Regions from separate parts of the Mus musculus genome. Here region 2 is linked to region 1. The links are chromatin contacts, found by POLR2A ChIA-PET in ENCODE. All regions are on one chromosome and are shown on one strand. Each heading gives the region's core, a stretch centred on a gene start or an enhancer-like site at or near the end of the contact. The rest is flanking DNA. Distances are from core to core; before and after follow the strand shown.

The links. ChIA-PET counts read pairs that join two places held with the same protein, here RNA polymerase II (POLR2A).
Region 2: POLR2A ChIA-PET joins it to region 1 with 12 read pairs in Patski. The contact joins the promoter of Higd2a here to the promoter of Simc1 in region 1. POLR2A ChIA-PET finds 5 or more read pairs at or near these places in 3 of 5 experiments (Patski and embryonic stem cell).

Annotation. Positions count from the first base shown.
Region 1 is chr13:54,502,550-54,509,191 of GRCm38, forward strand. Simc1 (SUMO-interacting motifs containing 1) reads left to right here and starts at 1,256. Exons shown (of 10, transcript NM_176987.4): 1 at 1,256-1,455. The coding sequence starts at 1,327. It overlaps LOC115486438 (a long non-coding RNA gene), which reads right to left and starts at 1,765. Exons shown (of 3, transcript NR_168901.1): 1 at 1,220-1,765.
Region 2 is chr13:54,588,320-54,594,680 of GRCm38, forward strand. Higd2a (HIG1 domain family, member 2A) reads left to right here and starts at 1,912. Exons shown (of 2, transcript NM_025933.3): 1 at 1,912-2,100; 2 at 2,405-2,828. The coding sequence starts at 1,947. The coding sequence ends at 2,571. Nop16 (NOP16 nucleolar protein) reads right to left here and starts at 1,755. Exons shown (of 5, transcript NM_178605.4): 1 at 1,542-1,755; 2 at 1,344-1,452; 3 at 279-348. The coding sequence starts at 1,648. Cltb (clathrin, light polypeptide (Lcb)) reads right to left here. Exons shown (of 6, transcript NM_001347512.1): 6 at 4,067-5,723. The coding sequence ends at 5,552.

The sequences.
Region 1 (6,642 bases), core at 6-2,505:
TGTGTTCACCAGACTCTAAGCAATGTCAATATCACCTAGAAACCTGAGAGAAATACCAATTTGGGGCTCACTCCCAAAACTCAGTTTCTCAGTCAGAAACACTGGTGTGTAGTCCTGCAAACTTTATTATACACTCTCTGGCTGATTCAGAAGTTCACTAAAGATTAGAAAACACTGCATCACACGCTGCTTAGACAGCACACAACAGCTTTGCCTCTAGGAACTCCCCCCTTTTTGTTAAAGACATTTTATTATTCTATTTTTTGAAGTTACTTGAGCATAAGCAGCAGGGTTTTGTCAGTATTGCACATTTTTAAAATAGCCATGGGCCCTATTTTGATTTAATGTCCCTACCCTTCAACAAAACAACCAAAGAATTCACTACTTACCCATATTTCCCTCTGATGGGGATACAATTTTATCCCTATATTTTCTGCTTGCTCACAGCATTGGAGTATACGGGCACTCTGGGACCTCATAGCTCTCTGTATGTGCCTTTTCAGTGGTTTCTGTCAACTAGAAACTCAACAAACTCTTACATCTGACAGTTTAAATTCCTGCGACACGTATTGTTGGTGAAACCGCAAATCGGCACAACTTAAGACAATTTGGTACCATTTGTCAAAATAACAATAAAAACATAGATTTGATCCAATAAACCTGCTTCTGGGAATTTATCCCACGGATTTACCTGCACACACAAGAGTGGGTATCTCTCCCTTATCTCAGCCAGAAGCCCCAGTCAATAAAACCCTAGGTTCAGGTTACCCTTTTCAGCCCCTCAGGGCTTCTTTAACCCGAAGGCGTCACTGCTCCTTCTGCCAGGTGCAGGCTCCACTACCGGGTCAATTAAATGCGCTATCAGAGGCTCCATCAGCTCACTCCAGTCCTCACACCTGCAGCCAGGGGCTCGTCACCAGCACTGCCCACTGTGATCGGTTGAGAGCGGCGGCGGACAACCTCTCAACCTCAGCGTTTTTCAAGCCCGCCGACCATGCGGCCCAGCCCCTCGGTTCTATCCCTCCCTTTCCCTCTCTTCCCTCTCTCTCCTTCTCTGAGGGAAAGGGAGCCTGGCTCCTCCAGGGTTCTGTGACACTGCCCTGACCCGGGCGCGCGGCTGCCCCCGAGATAGGCGGGGCTCCGAGCGGGACCGGTCCTCTGGAGGCGGGGCGCGGTGGGGGCGGGGCAATGGAGGGGGCGGGGCCGGCGGGGTACTAACCCCGGTGTCTGCGACGCCTTCGCTGCAGTCGCTTCAGCAGCTGGAACCGGAGTCGGAGTCGCCGGGGCCGCTCGCCGCTCGCGCGTGGCTCCGCCGGGCCCGTAGCCATGGAGGACTTTATCGTGATCTCCGACGACAGTGGCTCCGAGAGCTCGGCCGGGACCCGCTCGGGCAGGGCGCGGAGGCTGCGCCGGGCCCTGTCTCGGACCCCCGGCGCGCTGCCCCGCCGAACCGTGGTGAGTGAATCCACTGCCGCTCGCCACGCCCGACGGGAGCCGAGCGTCGCCCCCTCGGGGCCTCAGCGTTGCGACCCTGGCTCCCCGCCGCCGTGTCTTCCCGCCTTTGGCGGCCTCGGGCCTCGAGGAGCTCGGTGGCGCCGCTGGCAAGGCAGGCCTCGGGCTGGCCAGCGCTGAGCCCTACAGGGTTGTGCTGCGGAGCCGGCCGAGCACATGGGCGACACACTGAGCACCAGTGCGAGCTGCCAAGCGGTGGCCGGCGGTGGCCTCCGGCCCGAGCTGGCTCCAGAGCTTTGGCAGCGGGAGGAGTGGGGGGTCCTGGCCAGGCCGCAGCCGCCACCCGGACCTCGAGGCGGGCGCGCGGGAGCGCGTAATTGTTTGGCTTATGATGGGCACAGATGTGTGCAAGGAGGTAACAGGAGCCCCGGCTGCGAGCGAGGGAAGCGCCGCCCTTGGCATGGTGGCGGCTGCGCTGCAGGGCCTAGTTCTTGAGCTAGGGCCCCGATTTTTGAGTTGTGGAGAAGGACAGTTAATTTTGCTTTGCAGATGCGAATCACATACAAAGCCAGGGGGCGGGGCACTCCCACCTTTGTTTTTCCTTCGGTTCTTTATCTTTGTCCCTGCTCCTGAAGTGATGGAATAAAAATATCTGTGGTCTCTGGCTTTCTAGAACTCTCCACAGAAATTTAGTGACCTGACCCCTACCATGATCTACATGCTGTGGCTTCAAAAATCAAGGGATCCTTCTCTGTTCTTCCTAATATGTGTCCTAAATCAATGTCAGCTACTCTATAAGCGTGTAAATCACATTTTGAGTGCTCATTCATTCTAAGTTGCCTTTGGGAAGTCTTCCTACACCCAAAGGTAGGTGTCTTAGGATTACTGTTGCTGTGATGAAACACCATGACCCAAAGCAACTTGGAGAGAAATTGGTTTAGTTTACACTTCGCTGTTCATACTAAAGAAGTCAGGACAAGAATTCAAGCAGGGCAGGAATTTGGAAGTAGAGGTTGTGCAGAGGCCGTATGGTGAAGCGATGCTTTCTTTACCGGCTTGCCACCTCTGGCTTGCTTAACCTGCTTTCTCACAGAAACCAGGACCACTAGCCCGGGGTGGCTCCACCCACAATAGGCTGGGTCTTCCCACTGCAATCACTAGTTGAGGAAATGCCCTACAGACTTGTTTACAGCTGGATCTTAGGCTATACATTTTCGATTGAGGTCCCTTTCCCTCAGATCACTGTAGCTTGTTACAAGTTGATGTAAAACTAGCTGGGACAATATGTGTTCTCTCTCTTTAAGAGAGGAACATAATTTTTGCATTTTTGTATTATCTAGCTTGTAAATATACCTTTATAGCTAGTTTATCTTTCTTCTTTTTTTCAAGACAGGGTTTCTCTGTGTAGCTCCGGCTGTCCTGGAACTCATTCTGTAGACCAGGCTGGCCTTGAACTCAGAAATCTGCCTGCCTCTGCCTCCCAGATATTGGGATCAAAAGCATGCGTCACCACTGCTGGGCTGCTAGTTTATCTTTTAACAGTACCTTTATTGTGGTGTGATTCATCCATATAATACGTTGGGTTGTACAACGTTCATAGTTACTAAATTGTTTACTTCACTCTGATAGGAAACCTTGTTCTTGAGGTCCACAAACATCTTTGGAAAAGTGACTTTTCACCTCCTTGAATTATAAACGTAATTTTAAGTAGAGATATAAAAAAAATTGCTGTTCCATGTATATAGTAAGTATCCTGGCACATGGTAGTTTATCAATTTCATGTTCTGACATTTTTAAAAAAATGATTCAGCTGAGCCTGTTTGCTCTTGCTAGTGAAGACAGCGATGGGACTGTCTGTAGAATAAGTTCCTTACAAAGGAATATGTGCTACCCCAGTTTTTAATTGGGTTTTCTTGATAGCTTTTTTTTTTTTTTTTTTTTTGTTCTTTATATGTTGTGGATAGTAGACTTCTATCAAATATGTAGTTGTTAAAAATCTTTTCCTGCCAGGCTGTGGTGGCATATACCTTTTATTCCAGGGCTTGGAGGCAGAGGCAGCTGGATCTCTTAAATTCAAGGCCAGCCTGTTGTACAGAAGGAGTTCCAAGACATCCAGGAATACACAGAAATCCTGCCAGCACTAAAAGTGTTCTGTTCAAGAAGTCTCATCCTGTGCCAAGAAATTCAAGGCACTTCTCTTCTATTCAATTCAGTATATCTGGTTTTCTGTTGAGATCTTCAATCCATTTGGAGTTGACTTTTGTGCATGGTTGTAAATGGGAATGGATCTATTTGCATTTTTCTACATGTAGCCGGCCAATTTGACCAGCACCATACATATATTGATGTCTTTTTCCTAGTATATATTCTAGCTTCTTTATCAAAAGTCAGGTGTCCTTAGGTGCGTGGACTTATGTCTGGGTCTTCGATTCCATTCCATTGATCAACTTGTGTATTTTTGTGCTAATGTCTTGTGGGTTTTAGTACTATAGCTCTTTAGCACAACTTGAAATTGGAAATAGTGAGACCTCCCGCAGTTCTTTTACTGTTTGGGAATTGTTTTAGCTATCCTGGGTTTTTCTGTTTTCTCCATATAAAAAAAGGAGATTGGCCTTTCAAGAATTGTGTCAGGGGCTGGAGAGATGACTCAGCAGTTAAGAGCACTGACTGCTCTCCCAGAGGTCCTGAGTTCAATTCCCAGCAACCACATGGTGGCTCACAACTATCTGTAATGGATGCCCTCTTCTGGTGTGTCTGAAGATAGCAACAGTGTACTCATATTCATAAAATAAATAAATAAACCTAAAAAAAAAAGAATTGTTTTAGATTTTGATGGGAATTGCATTGAATCTGTAGATTACTTTTTTTTTTTTTTTGGTTTTTTGAGACAGGGTTTCTCTGTGTAGCTCTGGCTGTCCTGGAACTCACTCTGTAGACCAGGCTGGCCTCAAACTCAGAAATCCGCCTGCCTCTGCCTCCCGAGTGCTGGGGTTAAAGGCGTGCGCCACCACGCCCGGCTTGTAGATTACTTTTGCTGTTAATCCTGCTGTTCCATGAGCATGGGAGATCTTTCCATCCTCTAATATCTTCTAATATCTGCCAGAGTTGGGGGCCACTTCCCTGGATGGAGGCGACTGCAGGTTTCCAGGGAATGCCTGCTGGAGTTGGGGGCTTGGATAAAGCAAAGAGTGGTGGGAGGGGGGAATCTGTGTGATCCACAGGAAGTGGGGGGTGGGAGTGGGCACAACAGGTGTAGCTACCTCACCTGGGGATGAGACTGGAGGACTGGATTCAGAGGAGAGGTAAAAATCTGCCATTAACTAAATGTTTTTTCTTTGTTTTTGAGTCAAGGTTTCTCTGTATAACAATCCAGGCTGTTCTTCAACTCTCCTTGTAGACCAGGCTGGCCTGAAACTCACAGAAATCCTCCTGCCTCTGCCTCCTTATTGCTTGGACTAAAGGTGTGTACCACTACCACCTGGCTCCAAAAATTTTTTTCCTTGGCCTTTTTTTGTTTTGTTATGTTATGTTTTTAATAAACTAAATGAGCTCATCAGAAAATTGGAAAACAGTGACAGAGCAAACAGAGAAGTTCAAGACAGATCAATAGAAATCACTAAGTTCACAATCAGTGCAAGGAGATTAAGTAAAACTCAGTAACTACATAGTGATGTAGGGTACTGTGAAGCAATCCAAAATATGGGAAATGGAATACTGAAGAACAGGAATAGATTAGACACCTTAAAAAAAAAAAAACAGCTAATAAAATTTATCAGATTTGACTGAGGTGGTAGTTAACTTACAGATCCAAAAAGTGGGGGAAAAAAATAAGACATATGGAAGAATAAACAATGAAAACTCATTTTGTATCTATACAGAGAAAGATTACGTTACACGTAAAAATCAGTGTTTAATTGATAAAACACTATATGTAACTGAGGATGAGACTTGGGGCCTGGATTTGGAGGCAAGGGAGACGTAAAGATCTGCCAGTGCTAAGAACTCTATGCTTATACCCTCCAAGAATAAAAGCAAAATAAAGACATCTTAAAAAATAAACGGAACTTTTCACTAGTACCCCTTCATTACAGGATATTTAGGCTAAAAAGAAATGACTTCAAGTGGAAATACATATTTTCACAAAGAAATTAAGAGCTCAGAAATTCTAAATATATGCTTAAAAGCTAACACTTTTTTTATTAGATATTTTCTTTATATATATTTCAAATGCTATCCCGAAAGTTCCCTATACCCTCCCTCCGCCCTGCTCCCCTACCCACCCACTCCCGCTTCTTGGCCCTGGCGTTCCCCTGTATTGGGGCATATAAAGTTTGCAATACCAAGGGGCCTCTCTTCCCAGTGATGGCCGACTAGACTATCTTCTGCTATATATGCAGCTAGAGATAAGAGCTCTGGGGGTACTGGGTAGTTCATATTGTTGTTCCACCTATAGGTTTGCAGACCCCTTCAAAAGCTAACACTTTTAAGCTGATATATATATATCAGCAATTGAGAGCACTGGTTGCTCTTCCAGCCAGATGACCCAGGTTCAATTCCCAGCACCCACTTGGCAACTCACAGCTCTCTGTAACTCCAGTTCTAGGGGATTTGACACCATCACACAGACATGAATGCAGGTTAAAAACATCAATGCACATTAAAAAGAAAGAAAAAAAGAAAAGTAGTTTTTTTAACAATAACTTGCTTGAAAAATGTAGTAGTAAATATCCATATTTATTGCAAGAGGGGTGAGACAGGATTGCCACAAATTTGAGGCTAGCTTTGGCAATAAAACCTGTCTCAAAAAAACCAAAAAAACAGGCTGGCAAGATGACTCAGTGGTTAAGAGCGCCGATTGCTCTTCCGAAGGTCCAGAGTTCAAATCCCAGCAACCACATAGTGGCTCACAACCATCCGTAACAAAATCTGATGCCCTCTTCTGGTGTGTCTGAAGACAGCTACAGTGTACTTACATATAATAAATAAATAAATAAATACATAAATAAATATTCAAGTGTTGACTCAGACTTTCAGAGTCTGACCCAACATGGTTTATTTAAACACAGCACAGGCTGGTGAAAACCATTTTTGTGATGACTATCTGAATCCAAGCATTTCTGATTCTCTGAGGAACAAAGTAAACTAAATACAGATCAGACCTGACTACATCAAAACTATAAGGCCATATCT
Region 2 (6,361 bases), core at 662-3,161, 86 kb after region 1:
CATGAGAAACTGGGCACAAGCCTGAGACCTTCTTCTTCGTCCTTTCAGACACCCAGTTCTAGCTTGTATGAGCGTCTACTACCTTAGTTCATCCATTGAAATCTCATCAATATTAGCTGGAAAACAACTCAGCCAGGGCACAGTACTACTTGTGAACCCTGGACTTCTTCGTTTCTCTCTCTTTGAATCTTGGGCTCTCTGGCTGTAGAGTGAAGAGTCAGAGTGCCCTTTCTACATGAGAGAGGACAGGACGGTAGAAGAACACAGCCCACACTCACCATTTACCACATAGGGCTTCCGTACAAGATCCCGGGGTCGCTCCTCCGTGTCTACCTCCATGGCCTTTACCTGTAAAGAACAGGTTTGAGACCAACAGACAAGCACCTTTGGTCAGAGTTTGACCAACGTTAGGGAAGGACATTCCCTATGGAAACACAACTATGTCTTGTATCAGAAAATCCTTGCCCAAAGTCACTAGAACCAGATCACACCACACACGGTATGTTCATGCTCACACTCACATGTCATACCACACACAGTATGCTCATGCTCACACTCACATGTCACACCACACATGGTATGTTAATGCTCACACTCACATGTCACACCACACATGATATGTTCATACAGTTGCATATGACACCCACAGTAATATTTTTAACAAGCAATTCATCTTTCTGCCTATATCTATGCTTTCCTTACTCTGCTGTGTAGTAGCACCACAAAAACCATGTGCATGAAGAGCGCTTTATAAGTTACAGGGAGCCATGTCCGATAGCTTCTTCATGGGGAGGACTTACCTGCCAGTGCTTAGTTATAATTTTACTAAAAAAAAAAAAAAAAAAAAAAAAACTCTTGGGGTAAGCCGGGGGGTGTTGGTGCACGCCTTTAATCCCAGCACTTGGGAGGCAGAGGCAGGCAGATTTCTGAGTTCGAGGCCAGCCTGGTCTACAAAGTAAGTTCCAGCACAGCCAGGGCTATACAGAAAAACCCTGTCTCGAAAAACGAAAAAACAACAAAACAAAAAAAACCCCTCAAGCTCTGGGGGACAGAAAAAGATACATTCTAGAAAATTCCACTGACCTGAGAAGAAATGGTAAGCAGAGGAGGGGGCGTGAATAAAGGAGGTCGTTAAAGGTCTTTGACCAGAATTAGTGCAAGCAAAATGACTTTATCACAAATATGGGAAGTAAGTGTGTGTGTGTGTGTGTGAGAGAGAGAGAGAGAGAGAGAGAGAGAGAGAACAAATTCTGAAACTCTGCTCAGTGAAGGAACGTCAGGTGGGAAGGAAAATAGGAAGCGGCTAGTGTGGAGATGGGGAAAGTGCTTTGCGTTATCAGTACCTTCTTCTTACGGAGGGGAACCGCCTTGTTGGGGTCCATGGCCAACCCCATCTCCGCCAGGTTCTGCCGCACGGATTTGGTGTGGTCCCAGGCATGTCGTATGTGGGAACTAACATCAAAGAGAGAGAGAGAAATCGAGATTCTGTCACCTCACCTTAGATCCCAGCCCAGGCCCCCGCCTCCAAACTGGCCCCTCACCACTCAATCCGTGGCGCTGCCTTCCGACGAGCATTCCGGTTCAGACGCTTTCGGTTGACGTTGTAACCGAACTTCTGCCTCCGAGTCTTTCCCTTAGCCTTGGGCATCTCGCTAACTGCCCCAACAGCAGCTCAAACCCTTGAAACAGCAGCTCAAACTCAAGAACCACGCTCTCAGAGCCGCGTGTTAATAGTCTCCGTCCACCCGTGCGCGCAAGGATTCTTGGGAAATGTAGTTTTAGTAGTTAGTGCCTCCACATTCACTTACTACAACTCCCAGAAAGCAACGGGCAATGGCGCCTGCGTGCTACACTCAGCAAGCTATTTCCCCGCCCCGTAGTGACCTCATCAGAAGGCGGGGTCCGGTGTCCGGATTTGTGTCCTACCTATTTCTGTGCTGGTGGGTATGGCGGCTCCCGGTCCTGTGAGTCCAGAGGCGCCTTTTGATCCGTCCAAGCCCCCAGTTATCGAGGGCTTCAGCCCCACGGTCTACTCCAACCCAGAGGGCTTTAAGGAAAAGTTTATTCGCAAGACCCGTGAGAACCCAATGGTGCCTATAGGTAAGTGTGTGCTGTAGGAACGGAAGACCGAGAGGACAGCGGTTTCGTAGGGAAAGGAAATAGGGGTGGATCAAGTAAGCCTGGGGTTTGGGAAGGGGAGCGGACCAGAGGTGTGACGAAATGACGGTGCGGGGTGGGGGGTGACTGAAACGAATCGGAATGCATTGCGGGGCTTGGGACTAGATGAAGCAGACTGTAGAACTGCCCTCCTGTTGTGGCTCTGGGAAAGCTGGGACGGGCTACATCCTTAAGGGACCTGCAGGACCCGACCTGTTGCCTCCCGCGTGTGTTGTCCTCTCCCCAGGCTGTCTGGGGACGGCGGCTGCCCTCACCTATGGCCTTTACTGCTTCCACCGCGGCCAGAGCCACCGATCCCAACTCATGATGCGCACCCGGATCGCTGCACAGGGTTTCACGGTCGTAGCCATCTTGTTGGGGTTAGCGGCATCTGCTATGAAGTCTCAAGCCTGAGTATAGCCGGGTCTTAAAGCGCCATGGAAACCATTACAAAACCCAGGAACAACAGACATCCCTGTCAGACTTGCTCCCTCCGTTTCAGACCGGACCTTATTGTCATTTGGGTGAGGAAGTGGCCGATTTTGTAACTGATTTGCGCTTCCACCGCTGCCCCCTCCCGCTCCCAAAATCCCAGGTTCATTTCAGTTGGGTTGCATGCTTCTATTTGTGATGCGTCCCCTTAATTACTTAATAAAAGCTTATTACACTTGTATGTGATGAACTATTTCTTAATCTCATTCCTACGATCAAAACCATGATTTTTCCTTTAAATTTTTAAGAGGGAACAGGCTGTCAGTAGGACTGGCCTTTAAAAATCAGCTAGGTCTGACAGTGCATGCCTATTGCCTTAACTGTTCTGAAGGTTGAGGGAGAAGAAAGAATCTTGCCTGACTGCACATGACTTCAAGAGTTCAAGATCACCGGGCAGTGGTGGCACATGCCTTTAATCCCAGCGCTTGGGAGGCAGAGGCAGGTGGGTTTCTGAGTTTGAGGCCAGCCTAGTCTACAGAGTGAGTTCCAGGACAGCCAGGGCTATACAGAGCCTGTCTCGAAACCCTGTCTCGGAAAAAAAAAAAAATGCAAGATCACTCAGTAGAGTAACTTAGACTCTGTATCATTTAAAATGGCCTGAGGGTACAGCTCAGCAGTACAGTACATAGTGATTGTGAGGCCGGAGGTTTATTCTCCAGTTGTGAAAGAGGAACATAGAGCCTAGTGCTATCCAAACTTTCCTCGGCACTGTCAAGTTACTTGGGGCACTGGTTAAAAGTAGAGATTCCCAAATGTTCATTCTTGGGATTCTAATTCAGTGAGCTGTTTGATGTAATACGGGAAAGTTTGCCAGCAATTTCCAAGTTTCTGTAGCCTGTAGATGAGGCCTGTCGTGGTCCTGTTGTGAGTCAGGATGTTCAAACACACACCACCACCATTCTTTGACTACTTCTCTTACTCCGGTGCAGCCTCCTCTGCGACCCTCCACTCTGCTGATCTCTTTACCACTCCAGCTTTTGACACAGGCGTCTCAAAGGCATTTGTGATCTGTAGTCACTGTGTTGCTTTGAGGAACCGAATCCTCCCATGGGTCACCCTGCCTCTCTGAATACCTCCTGAAGGGGAAAGGGAAGAAAGTGAAGATACATTTCTTGGGCCCTGACATGTTTTCAATCTCTGAGTGGAAGGTCCGTGACTAGAGCTAGGTGTTTGTATCTCCATCATGATCTTAACCACAAGGCATATTGCCAGTGTGGAACACTGCATTGTGAAGCCCTCAGGATGCAAGAACAGGGCATAAGGAGCTGAAGATGGTGCCGTATTTAAAGGTAATGTCCACCTAGTGTTATGATGCCCCCACCCCCTAAAATACATTTAAAAGTCGAACTCCAACTCTTAATTTTTTAGGCCTTATTTGGCAATAGGACTTTACAGCCATGACCATCAATAGTTAAAATACAGTCTTTAAGGTGGGCTTTAATCCAGTAATACTGGTATCCATTGTTTTAAAATTTATTTAGGAGTTCTCCCCACTCCCCTCTCTCTCTCTGCATGTACACACGCATGCCAGAAGAGGGTATCAGATCCCATTACAGATGGTTTTAAGTTTCCATGTAGTTAGTTGCTGGGCATTGATCTCAGAACCTCTGGAAGAGCAGCCAGTGCTCTTAACCACTGAACCATATATCTAGCCCCTCGTATCCATATTTAAAAAAAAAGATTGACAGCCAGAGCTATACAGAGAAACCCTGTCTCAAAAAAACCAAAAAAAGAAAAAAAATTGGACACACAAATTATACATGGGAAAATGATGAACACAGACAGCCATGTGAGGGTGTAAGCAAAACTGGAGACCTATATCTGCAAACCAAAGGATACCTGAGCTACTAGAAGCTACGAGAGGCACAGGTCCTGCCTTAGCATCTCTGGGGGGCGTGGCTTGGTCGTTCCCAAATTTGGGACTTTTAGCCTCCGGAATTGAGACAACAGATTTCTGATGCTCTAAGGCAGCCAGGTTTTTTGGTATTCTTTAATGGCAATCTTAGGGAACTAATACTGTTAGCAATTACCCAAATCTTTTCAAACACCATGTAGATCGTAATGGCTTAAAGTCCTGTTATACGGCCTCTGCTGAAGGGGAAGAAGGTGTGGTCACTGTTGCTTATCCTAAGTCCACAGGGGGGAATAGCTGAAGAGGGAGGCACATCTGTACTGCAGCAGGCCTGCATGTCTTAAGAGGGTCTTGGTCACTCTCGAGGAAGAAGGTTGGGCGGATGCTGTATTTGCCACCCTTACTCAGGCCTAGACACAGCCTTAGAGCACGCTGGCCTCACTTCCTTTCTACACAAAAGCCAATTCTGTTTGGGGAGTCTTAGTTTTCTCAGCTATACATGAGGACAGCAGAGTCCCTACCTTCAGACTTGTTAAAGAATCACAGAGAGCAAGGTTGCAGACCCTGTCTCGTGAAAATTTGCCTTTCTTCTTGGAGGGCAGACAGCAGACACAGACAGGTTGGGGTTCCTGCTTCCAGCTGCGAGCTCTGGGTTTCTAAGACTACATCCTCACCTTTTAAGGACACGGAGCTAGGAAAATTCTATGCACAAACTGAGCGCTGACACCAGTTGCGGCTTCCAGAGAAATGAGGATACTAATAAATAAGTGTAAAAAGAGTTAACACACCCTTTAAGCCAAGAAAAATACATCAGGAGGGACAGTCACAATTGAGTGGGCTGACAGGAGTCATGAGGGGCTGGGCCAGGGGACCAGGAAGGAGTTGTGGGGTGAAAGGGGTAAGGGTCCCACTTCCTAGCTCCCAGAGATTCAGAGGAACAGAACAGGCTGTGTGTGGCAGCTGCCAGAGGAAGTTCCACTCTGGCGGAAGCAGCTGCTCCTCTGCCCCAGCAAGGCCCATGTGCTTCGCGGCCGTTCTCGTGACGGGCACCTAGCGGGACAGTGGTGTTTGCTTCAGGGACATGAGCACCGAGCGCAGGCGGGACACATCTTTACACTGCTTGCTGCTCTTGGGATTGAAGTCACACAGCTGGGCTACCTTCTCCCACTCTGTGCCCGGGGTCTCCTCCTTGGATTCTTTCACAAAAGCCTCTTCCGATGCCCTGAAGGTAAAGGTAGAGAAGACAGGTTTTCAGGGTTGTCACTAGTGTCCTGCTCCTAGCCCGTGGTGTGCAGCCTACTCTGGGACATTAGCCAGAAGGCTCCCCATCCCTGTGCCCTGTGACTTCAGCCACCAGGAACAGCCTTGACGTAGGAAACCTAGACCTGAGTATGGAAGCCATCTAGACTCAGGGCTGTGGAACTTCCAGAGAGGCTTGCTCACCGGCTCAGATGACTGCTTTTTGCTGGAGCCTGTGGTTCACTACGTAGCCCAAGTTGGTCTTGAACTCTAGAGATCTTGCCTCTCCAGTTCTGAGATCATGTGTGTACCCCTGCACCTGGCTAACTTATTGCTTGTCATTTAGTTCCCAGAGTAGGAGTTACCTCCTCAGAAAGTCCTTCCCAGTCTGGGTATTCCCTGTTCAGTCACTTCCCTACAGTTCTTTTTGTTTGTTTAAAGCATAGCCAAGTGTTGACCTTGAACTCCTGCTCCTACTGAGATTACAGGTGTTCCTTCTTTTCTATCACTAGGGATTGAAAGAACCTAGGCCTCAGACAATGGTGTACCTAAACTCAGCCTACAACTGAGCTGTGTCCCCATCCCTACCTCATATTCTCCAGAGAGGACACTGACTAACCA